Linked DNA regions of Homo sapiens: region 1 is linked to region 2. A link is a contact called in ENCODE Hi-C or POLR2A ChIA-PET data. All regions are on one chromosome and are shown on one strand. Each heading gives the region's core, a stretch centred on a gene start or an enhancer-like site at or near the end of the contact. The rest is flanking DNA. Distances are from core to core; before and after follow the strand shown.

Region 1 (4,873 bases), core at 607-3,106, 110 kb before region 2:
AAAAATGGTTCAAAGTTAATAAATATATTTATATAATTTATGTTTATGAGTCAAGTAACAAAATAATAAAAAGTTCAAGGCCCTACATGCTATAAAAGCATTTGACAAGATAAAAAATCTATTCCTGGCTGGGTGTGGTGGCTCACACCTATAATCCCAGCACTCTGGGAGGCCAAGGCAGGAGGATCACTTGAGGCCAGGAGTTTGAAACCAGCCTGAGCAACATAGTGAGACCCTGTCTTCACAAAAAATTGAAAAAATTAGACAGGCCTGGTGACCTATGCCTGTAGTTCTAGCTACTCAGGAAGCTGAGGTGGGAGAATCTCTTGAGCATGGGAGTTCCAGATTGCAATGAGCTGTGATTACACCACTGCACTCCAGCCTGGGTGACAGAGCAAGATCTTGTCTCTTAAAAATAAATTAATTAATTATATCCATAAAGGATATATATACTTGACTTTTTTGTTTTTTGAGATGGAGTCTTACTCTGTCGCCCAGGCTGGGGTGTAGTGGCGCAATCTCAGCTTACTGCAACCTCCACCTCCTGGGTTCAAGCAATTCTTTGCCTCAGCCTCCTGAGTAGAAACTATTCACTGGTATTACAGGCACCCACCACCACGCCTGGCTAATTTTCATATTTTTAGTAGAGATGGGGTTTCACCATCATGGCCACACTGGTCTTGAACTCCTGACCTCATGATCCACCTGCCTCGGCCTCCCAAAGTGCTGAGATTACAGGCATGAGCCACTGCACCCAGCCATACCTGACTTTTTAAGATACAAAATCTTAGTAAAGTAGGCATAAAGAACCTCATGCCTAATGATGAGATGGTAGAAAAATTCTCATTACCATTGGGAACATGACAAGGATACCCAGTATCTCCAGTATTACTCAGCTTTTCAGAAAATACTATCCAGTATAGAAATGGGAAATAAGTAGAAAAATTATTTTTCCCATGCCTAGAGAACTCAAAAGAATAAATGATGGGCTCACACCTGCAATTCCAGCACTCTGGGAGGCCAAGGTGGGAGGATCGTTTAAGGCCAGGAATTTGAGACCAGCCTGAGTAACACAGGGGGTCCCAATCTCTAAAAACAAACAAATTAAAATAAAGAATAAATGAAAAGAAGTATATTATTGGCAAAAAGAGAACTTAGTAAGCTTATCAAAAGTTTTTCTATATTTGCTGGCAACATGGCCGAATAGGAACAGCTCAGGTCTGCAGGTCCCAGCGAGATCGATACAGAAGGCAGGTGATTTCTGCATTTCCAAGAGAGGTAGCAAGTTCTTCTCATTGGGACTGGTTGGACAGTGGGTGCAGCCCATGGAGAGCGAGCCAAAGCAGGGTGGGGCATTGCCTCATCTGGGAAGCACAAGGGGTAGGGGGATTCCCCCCACCCCCAGCCAAGGGAAGCCCTGAGGGACTTTGCCATGAGGAATGGTGCACTCTGGCCCAGATACTGCGCTTTTCCCATGGTCTTCACAACCCGCAGACCAGGAGATTCCTTCCAGGGCCTATGCCACCAGGGCCCTGGGTTTCAAGCACAAAACTTGGCCGCCATATGGGCAGACACTGAGCTAGCTGCAGGAGTTTTTTTTTTTTTTTTTTTTTCATACCCTAGTGCCACCTGGAATGCCAGCAAGACAGAATCATTCTTTCCCCTGGAGAGGGGGCTGAAGCCAGGGAGCCAAGCGGTCTGGCTCAGTGGGTCCCACCCCCATGGAGACCAGCAAGCTAAGATTCACTGGCTTGAAATTCTGGCTGCCAGCACAGCAGTCTGAGGTCAACCTAGGACGCTAGAGTTTGCTGGGAGGAGGGGCGTCCGCCACTGAGGAGGCTTGAGCAGGCAGTTTTACCCTCACAGTGTAAACAAAGCCTCCAGGAAGTTCAAACTGGGTGGAGCCCATTGCAGCTCAGCAAGGCCACTGTGGCCAGACTGTCTCTCTAGATTCCTCCTCTCTGGGCAGGGCATCTCTGAAAAAAAGGCAGCAGCACCAGTCAGGGACTTACAGATAAAACCCCCATCTCCCTGGGACAGAGTACCTGGGGGAAGGGGCGGCTGTGGGTGCAGCTTCAGCAGACTTAAACGTCCCTGCCTGATGGCTAAGAAGAGAGCAGATCTCCCAGCACAGCGCTCAAGCTCTGCTAAGGGTCAGACTGACTCCTCAAGTGGTTCCCTGGCCCCCATGTATCCTGACTGGGAGACACCTCCCAGTATGGGCCGACAGACACCTCATACAGGAGAGCTCTCACTAGCACCTGGCAGGCACCCCTCTGGGATGAAGCTTCCAGAGGAAGGAACTGGCAGCAATCTTTGCTGTTCTGCAGCCTCTGCTGGTGATACCTAGGCAAACAGGGTCTGGAGTGGACCTCCAGCAAACTCCAGCAGACCTGCAGCAGAGGGGCCTGACTGTTAGAAGGAAAACTAACAAACAGAAAGGAATAGCATCAACATCAACAAAAGGGACATCCACTCAGAGGCCCTATCCGAAGGTCACCAACATCAAAGACCAAAGGTAGATAAATCCATGAAGATGGGGAGAAACCAGCGCAAAAATGCTGAAAATTCCAAAAACCAGAATGCCTCTTCTCCTCCAAAGAATCACAACTCCTCGCGAACAAGGGAACAAACCTGGATGGAGAATGAGTTTGACGAATTGACAGAAGTAGGCTTCAGAAGATGGGTAATAACAAACTCCTCTGAGCTAAAGGAGCATGTTATAACTCAATGCAAGGAAGCCAAGAACCTTGAAGAAAGGTTAGAGGAATTGCTGACTAGAATGACCAGTTTAGAGAAGAACATAAATGACCTGATGGAGCTGAAAAACACAGCACAAGAACTTTGTGAAGCATCCACAAGTATCAATAGCCGAATCGATCAAGCAGAAGAAAGGATATCAGAGATTGAAGATCAACTTAATGAAAGAAAGTAAAAAGACAAGATTAGAGAAAAAAAATGAAAAGAAACAAACAAAGCCTTCAAGAAATATGGGACTATGTGAAAAGACCAAATCTATGTTTGGTCTATGATTGGTGGAACTGAAAGTGACGGGAAGAATGGAACTGAGTTGGAAAACACTCTTCGGGATATTATCCAGGAGAACTTCCCCAACCCAGCAAGGCAGGCCAACATTCAAATTCAGGAAATACAGAGAACACCACAAAGACACTCCTTGAGAAGAACAACCCCAAGACACACAATCGTCAGATTCACCACGTTTGAAATGAAGCATAAAAGGTTAAGTGCAGCCAGAGAGAAAGGTTGGGTTACCCACAAAGGGAAGCCCATCAGAGCAACAGCAGATCTCTCAGCAAGAACTCTACAAGCCGGAAGAGAGTGGGGGCCAATATTCAACATTCATAAAGAAAAGAGTTTTCAACCCAGAATTTCATATCCAGCCAAACTAAGCTTCATAAGCAAAGGAAAAATAAAATCCTTTCCAGACAAGCAAATGCTGAGAGATTTTGTCACCACCCGCCCTGCTTTATAAGAGCTCCTGAAGGAAGCACTAAACATGGAAAGAAACAACCGGTACCAGCCACTGCGAAAACATACCACATTGTAAAGACCATCAACACTATGAAGAAACTGCATCAACTAACGGGCAAAACAGCTAGCATCATAACGACAGGATCAAATTGACACATAACAATATTAACCTTAAATGTAAACAGGCTAAATGCCCCAATTAAAAGATACAGACTTTTAATTGGATAAAGAATCAAGACCCATCAGTGTACTGTATTCAGGAGACCCACCTCACGTGCAAAGACACACATAGGCTCAAAAGAAAGGGATGGAGGAATATTTACCAAGCAAATGGAAAGCAAAAAAAAGGCAGGGGTTGCAATCCTAGTCTGTAATAAAACAGACTTTAAACCAACAAAGATCAAAAAAGACAAAGAAGGGCATTACATAATGGTAAAGGGATCAATGCAACAGGAAGAGCTAACTATCCTGAATATATATGCATCCAATACAGGAGCACCCAGATTCATAAAGCAAGTTCTTAGAGACCTACAAAGAGACTTAGATTCCCACACAATAATAGTGGGAGACTTTAACACCTCACAGTCAATATTAGACAGATCAATGAGACAGAACATTAACAAGGATATCCAGGACTTGAACTCAGCTCTGCACCAAGCAGAACTAATAGACAGCTTCAGAACTCTCCACCCCAAATCAACAGAATATACATTCTTCTCAGAATCACATCACACTTATTCTAAAACTGACCACATAATTGGAAGTAAAACACTCCTCAGCAAATGCAAAAGAACGGAAATCCTAACAGTCTCTCAGATCACAGTGCAATCAAGTTAGACCTCAGGATTAAGAAACTCACTTAAAACCACACAACTACATGGAAACTGAACAACCTGCTCCTGAATGACTACTGGGTAAATAACAAAATGAAGACAGAAATAAAGATGTTCTTTGAAACCAATGAGAACACAGACACAATGTACCAGAATCTCTGAGACACATTTAAAGCAGTGTTTAGAGAGAAATTTATAACACTAAATGCCCACAAAAGAAAGCAGGAAAGATCTAAAATCAACACCCTAACATCACAATGAAAAGAACTAGAGAAGCAAAAGCAAACAAATTCAAAAGCTAGCAGAAGACAAGAAATAATTAAGATCAGAGCAGAATTGAAGGAGACAGAGAAAAAAAAAAACCCTTCAAAAAATCAATGAATCCAGGAGCTTGTTTTTTGAAAAGATCAACAAAATAGACGACTAGCCAGACTAATAAAGAACAAAAGAGAGAAGAATCAAATTGACACAATAAAAAATGATAAAGGGGATATCACCATTGACCCAAAGAAATACAAACTACCCTCAGAGAATACTATAAACACCTC
Region 2 (4,996 bases), core at 146-2,645:
GGACCAGTGTAGAGGAGGACTCATCCTGCACCAGACCTATAGGCATGGATTATACCATGCCCATGGTGCCAATTAAGCTTTAAGAATCACACTTGCTAGCATTGGAGAGGTTAGGGGGTCGGGGAGAGGTGGTACCTAAAGAAGGAAAAAGACGACTATCTGTGTTAGGCCATTCTTGCATTGCTATAAAGAAATACCTGAGACTGGGTGATTTATTTAAAAAAAAAAAAAAAAAGAGGTTTAATTGGCTCACGATTCTGCAGGCTTTACAGGAAGCATGGTGCTGGCCTCTGCTCAGCTTCTAAGAGGTTTCAGGCAACTTACAATCATGATGGATGGTGAAGGGGGACCAGGCACATCATGTGGCAAAAGCAAGAGCAAGAGAGAGAGAGGGTGCGGGGAGGGGAAGTACCACATATTTCTAAACAATCAGATCTCGTGAGAACTCACTCACTATGGTAAAGATAGCACCATGCCATGAAGGATCCACCCCCATGACCCAAACACCCCCCGCCAGGCCCCACCTCCAGCACTGGGGATACAATTCAACATGAGATTTTGGCAGGGACAAGCATGCAAACTATATCACCATCTGGTAACATCCTATGGCTATGGAAGGGAAGGGAATAGGCAAAATTGGTGGTTGAATTTGGTTGACAACCAAAACTCAGTGGACAACCCCTTTTTGGTATCCCAGTGGTAGAAGCCACTTGGAGAAGGTTGGGAAGCTGAATCAGCCCAGGATCTGTGTGGTCTTCAGCCTTCCAGGAAGTAGATCATGCTGGACAAAAACTTCAGACCTCAACCCACAGGATCTAGAAAGGCCAGGATGGAAGAAGCCACAAGGAAAGGAGATACTTAGAGCTCAGTGGTGCTGGTTAGGGAGTCTTTAAGGACACTTGAGAGCCAGCACCTGTGCCCTCATCCTGGCTTCAGATTCTGTGGCCTAAGTGCTAAAGCCTCCCGCCCACTCCTACAGATGTGAATGAGAGTCAGGGAAAAACTGGGGGTGGGTATGGGAGTCCGATGAGAGAAGAGCACATCAAACCCAGGGTATCTGTGAGAGGGAGCTGGATCCATAGGGCCTGCTCTGCATCTGCAAGTCCAGATGTAATGGCAACACACTTGGGCAGTTACCATCGCTACCTATGTGCAGAAGGCTACACAAACAGGAAGAGGAAATATTCAAGCACTGGCTCGTTCATTTTAACTCGAGAGTGTCTAAAACAGATCCCCAACAGCACGGAAAGTTTCAGTTTTGTAGTCAAGCAGATAAAGATGTGGCTAAGGAGAGTATTCTAAGGCAGATGCCAAGTGTATGCCCTCTGTGAGTGCAATGTGCATTGCCCATGGGCCTAGAGCATTCTAGAATAGATATGCAAAATACATGACCACTTAGGGAAAGTTGAGATGAGTCACTCTTTCTAAGAGTAACCGTTTAAAACATCACACTTAGTATCTCTGAGCCCCACAGCACATGCACTGTGAAGAATAAAAATTCAGATAACATTTAGACTTGCATGAACAATTGTTTTTTTTAAATAGACACCAAAGGAAACTCGAACCCAAATTCTAGATTCAGAATGCCCAACACTGCTTACCAGAGACAATGGATTTTGGTTTAGGTTTTAAAGAGTGATAAGTATCAGATTCAGATGCTAAGAGGTAAAAGGAGAAGACAGTTTTGCTGCTCACTCAGTGGGTTTTCTCAGTTTTAGACAAAGGTCACAAGGGATCTTGGGGGCTCCAGACACTATCGAGTAATTGGTAAAAAGGATGATCATGATATCAAATACCTGGAGTGCTAATTTCTTTAGAAACCAAATTATATAAGACCTTTGAGGCATGTGAACGTTCATCCCCAGTTCAGAACTGCCTGGAAGAAGCAGAGTTGACATTGTTCATTTTTAAATACTGTGCAAGTTCTGCTAGATGGCTAGCATCATAATGGGGTAAGAGCAGATCCTGAGTAGATCTTCCCTAGCACTCCTTAGCTGTTTCCCATGAACCTTAGAGAATCAAAGACCTATAGGCTTAGTGGATACTAAGAGAGATTTGAAGATAAACATGCCATTAAGGCAAAGCCCTTCTCTGACCTGACCCAAGCATGTCAGGCCAGAGACAGTAAGAAAAGGCACCAGAAAAGGCATTCCATGGATAAGAGAGAAGCCAGGGCCCTCCACCCTTTTGAACATTTTGAAAACTGAAAAGGGAAGGCCTGTAAGCAGATGCTCAGGGCCTTCATGATCTCTTTCAGCCAGGTTCTTGCACTAGTATCAGCTGATCAAGTCCTTTCCCTCAGTTTAAACCATGGACTACCGTACTGAGGGCTTAGGAGCTGTGCTTTCTGACATAGCAGGAAGATATCGGGAAGGTAGCTAAATTCTACTGGCAGAAGCTTAAACTATGTGAGATCTAATATCAATATCCTGTTTACAGATCAGAGCCATTGGCACATAATTAGGCAGTGAGACACCAATTCTAGGAGGTGTGTATACAAGGTGGAGGGGTGATCCACAGAAGCCTCCCCTCTGTGCTCTCCAGAGCCAAGCAAGACATGACAGGGAAGTAGAGGGTGGTCGTTTCGGTTATACAGATGCTGCACCTCTTGAAGGAGTCAGAGGCATGTGAGATTCCCAGGGTCCTAAGGGATCTGAGTTCCTTTATGCCAGAAAGCTTGGGCTTTCCAAGGTAAGGCCAATGGTAGCTCTCACTTATGTGGCTCCGGTAAACCTAACTGCTCCAGCCAGGAGGGACAAGATGGAAGCTCAGCATAGGAGGTGGTCAAGGAAAGAAACCTAGGACCTCTGAGGTTGAACTAGACTAGTGGTTTTTGTTTTTGTTTTTTTCAAGTAAATTTGAATTTGGCATTGAGATGGGCACAAATTAGAACAGCTTAAGGATGTATTATTAAAATGAGTGCTGAAATATTCTCTATGAAGACACTTTCCCCCAAGAATACTGTGGTATGGTTTTGAAGACCTCATAAGGCTTGGGATGGAACATAGTATGTGAATGTTGCAATGCTTTCCACCTTCTGGAAATCTGTAACTGGAGGGCAGAATTCTGGTGGAGGGTTCCACTTGTAAGTCTCACCCTAATAGTGTTGGTGGTACTTTAAATAATAAATTGAAAAAAATTATATTAATTTCTCTAAACTGAAATTATGAAACATATGTCACCATCCATACCTGTGAGCATTATCCCTGTGCCTTTTCCTTGTCTCTCCTGGGGATCTCAGAGAGGCCTCCCTTGTTTTTCAAATGAATCATATAGCAGTTTATTCCTTGATCTCTAGTTCCACAGTTCCTCTCCCCACTTCCCTCAGTATCTTTATTTCCCTTCAAATTTCACTTTACAGGTCTCTTCATCTGATCAGTGAGTTTCTTGCCAAACATATTTCAAGACCTTCTGGAAGTACCTTGCCAATAACCCATTGCCACATCATTATTGCTAACTCTTCATTATTCTCCATATTCTCTTTTCAATTTCAAGGATAACAATATCAATCAGTGTGGACCTAACCTGTGCTTCTTAAAGCCTCTCTGGACTGGGGTTTTAAAAGGATCACACTAAACCCTTAATTACTCCTCTTTTCTTGTACTCCCTTCTCTGCTCTTGTCCTGGAAGAGAGATCATGACAAGGGATGATAGCTCATAGTGAAGGAGCCACTCCTTGGCTGGCAAGAGGCTCTCCTAAACCACTACAAACAATTAGTCTTAATCCTGGCTTTCAAATAGAAGCACCTGGGGAGCTTTTAAAAAAATATGGATGCCTGGGTCCTATCCCACACCAATTAAATCAGGAACTCTTGGGATGAAGCCCTAGGGTTGGTATTTTTTAAAACTGCAGTGTGATTCTAATGTGCACTCAGTTTCAAAGCACTGTTAGGAGCTGTGGTTAGCCATGATCCTTTGTTGAGCATCTATTTGCAGCCAGATGTCAGCCCACACAATCAGGGCATAGAGGAGTAGCACAAGGATTCTCCAATCAAGTTATTCAATTCTCCCACTCACTGCTTCTTGCCTGCTTTGCCTCCCCCACTCTGAGCCAGGGCTCCTTTTATTAAAGCAACTCCTAAGAACACAGGGACGCTCTCTACCCCTTGCATGAACTCCTCTGCAAATCTCTTAGGAGTTAGCACTTCAATCACTATCATTCATTCAGAAAATGTAAGTCACCTTTTTTGCTTTGAGTTAATCATTTCCCATTTTCCCAGGTGATTCAGAAAGCCAGTGCTCACTGACAATGAGTGGGTAGACGCGTGGGCCTGCAGACCTGCCTCGCTGTTCCATTAACAGCAGAACACACTTCGAGAGGCAACTGACAATGGAGGCAACAACAACAACAACAAAAGCAGTATTTTTCCAATCATAAAAAAAGAAGTCTGTTTCTGAAAACACAGTTTGATTTGTTTATATTTCATGCAGTGTTAAAATGCTCAGTCGGTTCTAACCTTGTTTGCATTAATCCTCTTTTCGGAATTTGCACATTTGTTTTCAAAGCATTGGGTTGGAGCAGTTTGCTGCTACATGGAAATCATATCAGCAATCGTACTCAGAACATGAAATGAACCTGCACATAGAACCCACACAATTTTAATGTCTGCTAACCAACTGATAAGCACATAGGAAGGGCATACAAGAATTAGAATAGAGAGCCATTGAGCCAACAAAGGTTCACTTTCTAAGAATCACCACCTTCTGAGGTTACTGGTTAGTACTCTCAACAGCCATTGCAGCAGAGGCTAATTCATTCATTCACACATTCAAGAAATTTTTCCTTGGACATCTACTGTATGCCAGGTACGATGCTATGAGTTAGGACTAGACTAAGGAATAAAACACAGTCTCAGCCCCCAGAGTCTACAGTCTTCAGCTAATCATATAAACAAATAATGAGCTTTGCAAAAGCTTCTCCTCTCATTGGTATGCTCTTCTCCCATCTCTTTGTCTGGCTAAATTCTATTCAACCTGCTAGATCTTGAGTAAGATG

The links. A loop is a pair of places that touch in the nucleus more often than their neighbours do. ChIA-PET counts read pairs that join two places held with the same protein, here RNA polymerase II (POLR2A). Pooled maps may share reads with other maps.
Region 1: a loop to region 2 is called in a pooled map, with 2.4 times the contacts of the local background. The contact joins two enhancer-like sites. A Hi-C loop is called at or near these places in 2 of 37 single-sample maps with no recorded cell type and 3 of 50 pooled maps. POLR2A ChIA-PET finds 5 or more read pairs at or near these places in 2 of 52 experiments (activated CD8-positive, alpha-beta T cell and naive thymus-derived CD4-positive, alpha-beta T cell).

The regions. Positions count from the first base shown.
Region 1 is chr12:67,552,499-67,557,371 of GRCh38, reverse strand. The region is part of intron 2 of LINC02408 (long intergenic non-protein coding RNA 2408); the gene reads right to left. Among named protein-coding and RNA genes, the nearest start is that of LINC02408, 35 kb to the right of the region's middle. RefSeq lists enhancers at 1,320-1,819, 1,820-2,321. Within about 2 kb of position 1,856, at least 4 of the 41 ENCODE cell types and tissues checked have a DNase peak (open chromatin) inside an H3K27ac peak, as active enhancers do.
Region 2 is chr12:67,446,075-67,451,070 of GRCh38, reverse strand. All of the region lies in intron 3 of LOC105369812 (a long non-coding RNA gene), which reads right to left. Among named protein-coding and RNA genes, the nearest start is that of LINC02420, 6.0 kb to the right of the region's middle. RefSeq lists a silencer at 2,511-2,695. Within about 2 kb of position 1,395, at least 4 of the 41 ENCODE cell types and tissues checked have a DNase peak (open chromatin) inside an H3K27ac peak, as active enhancers do.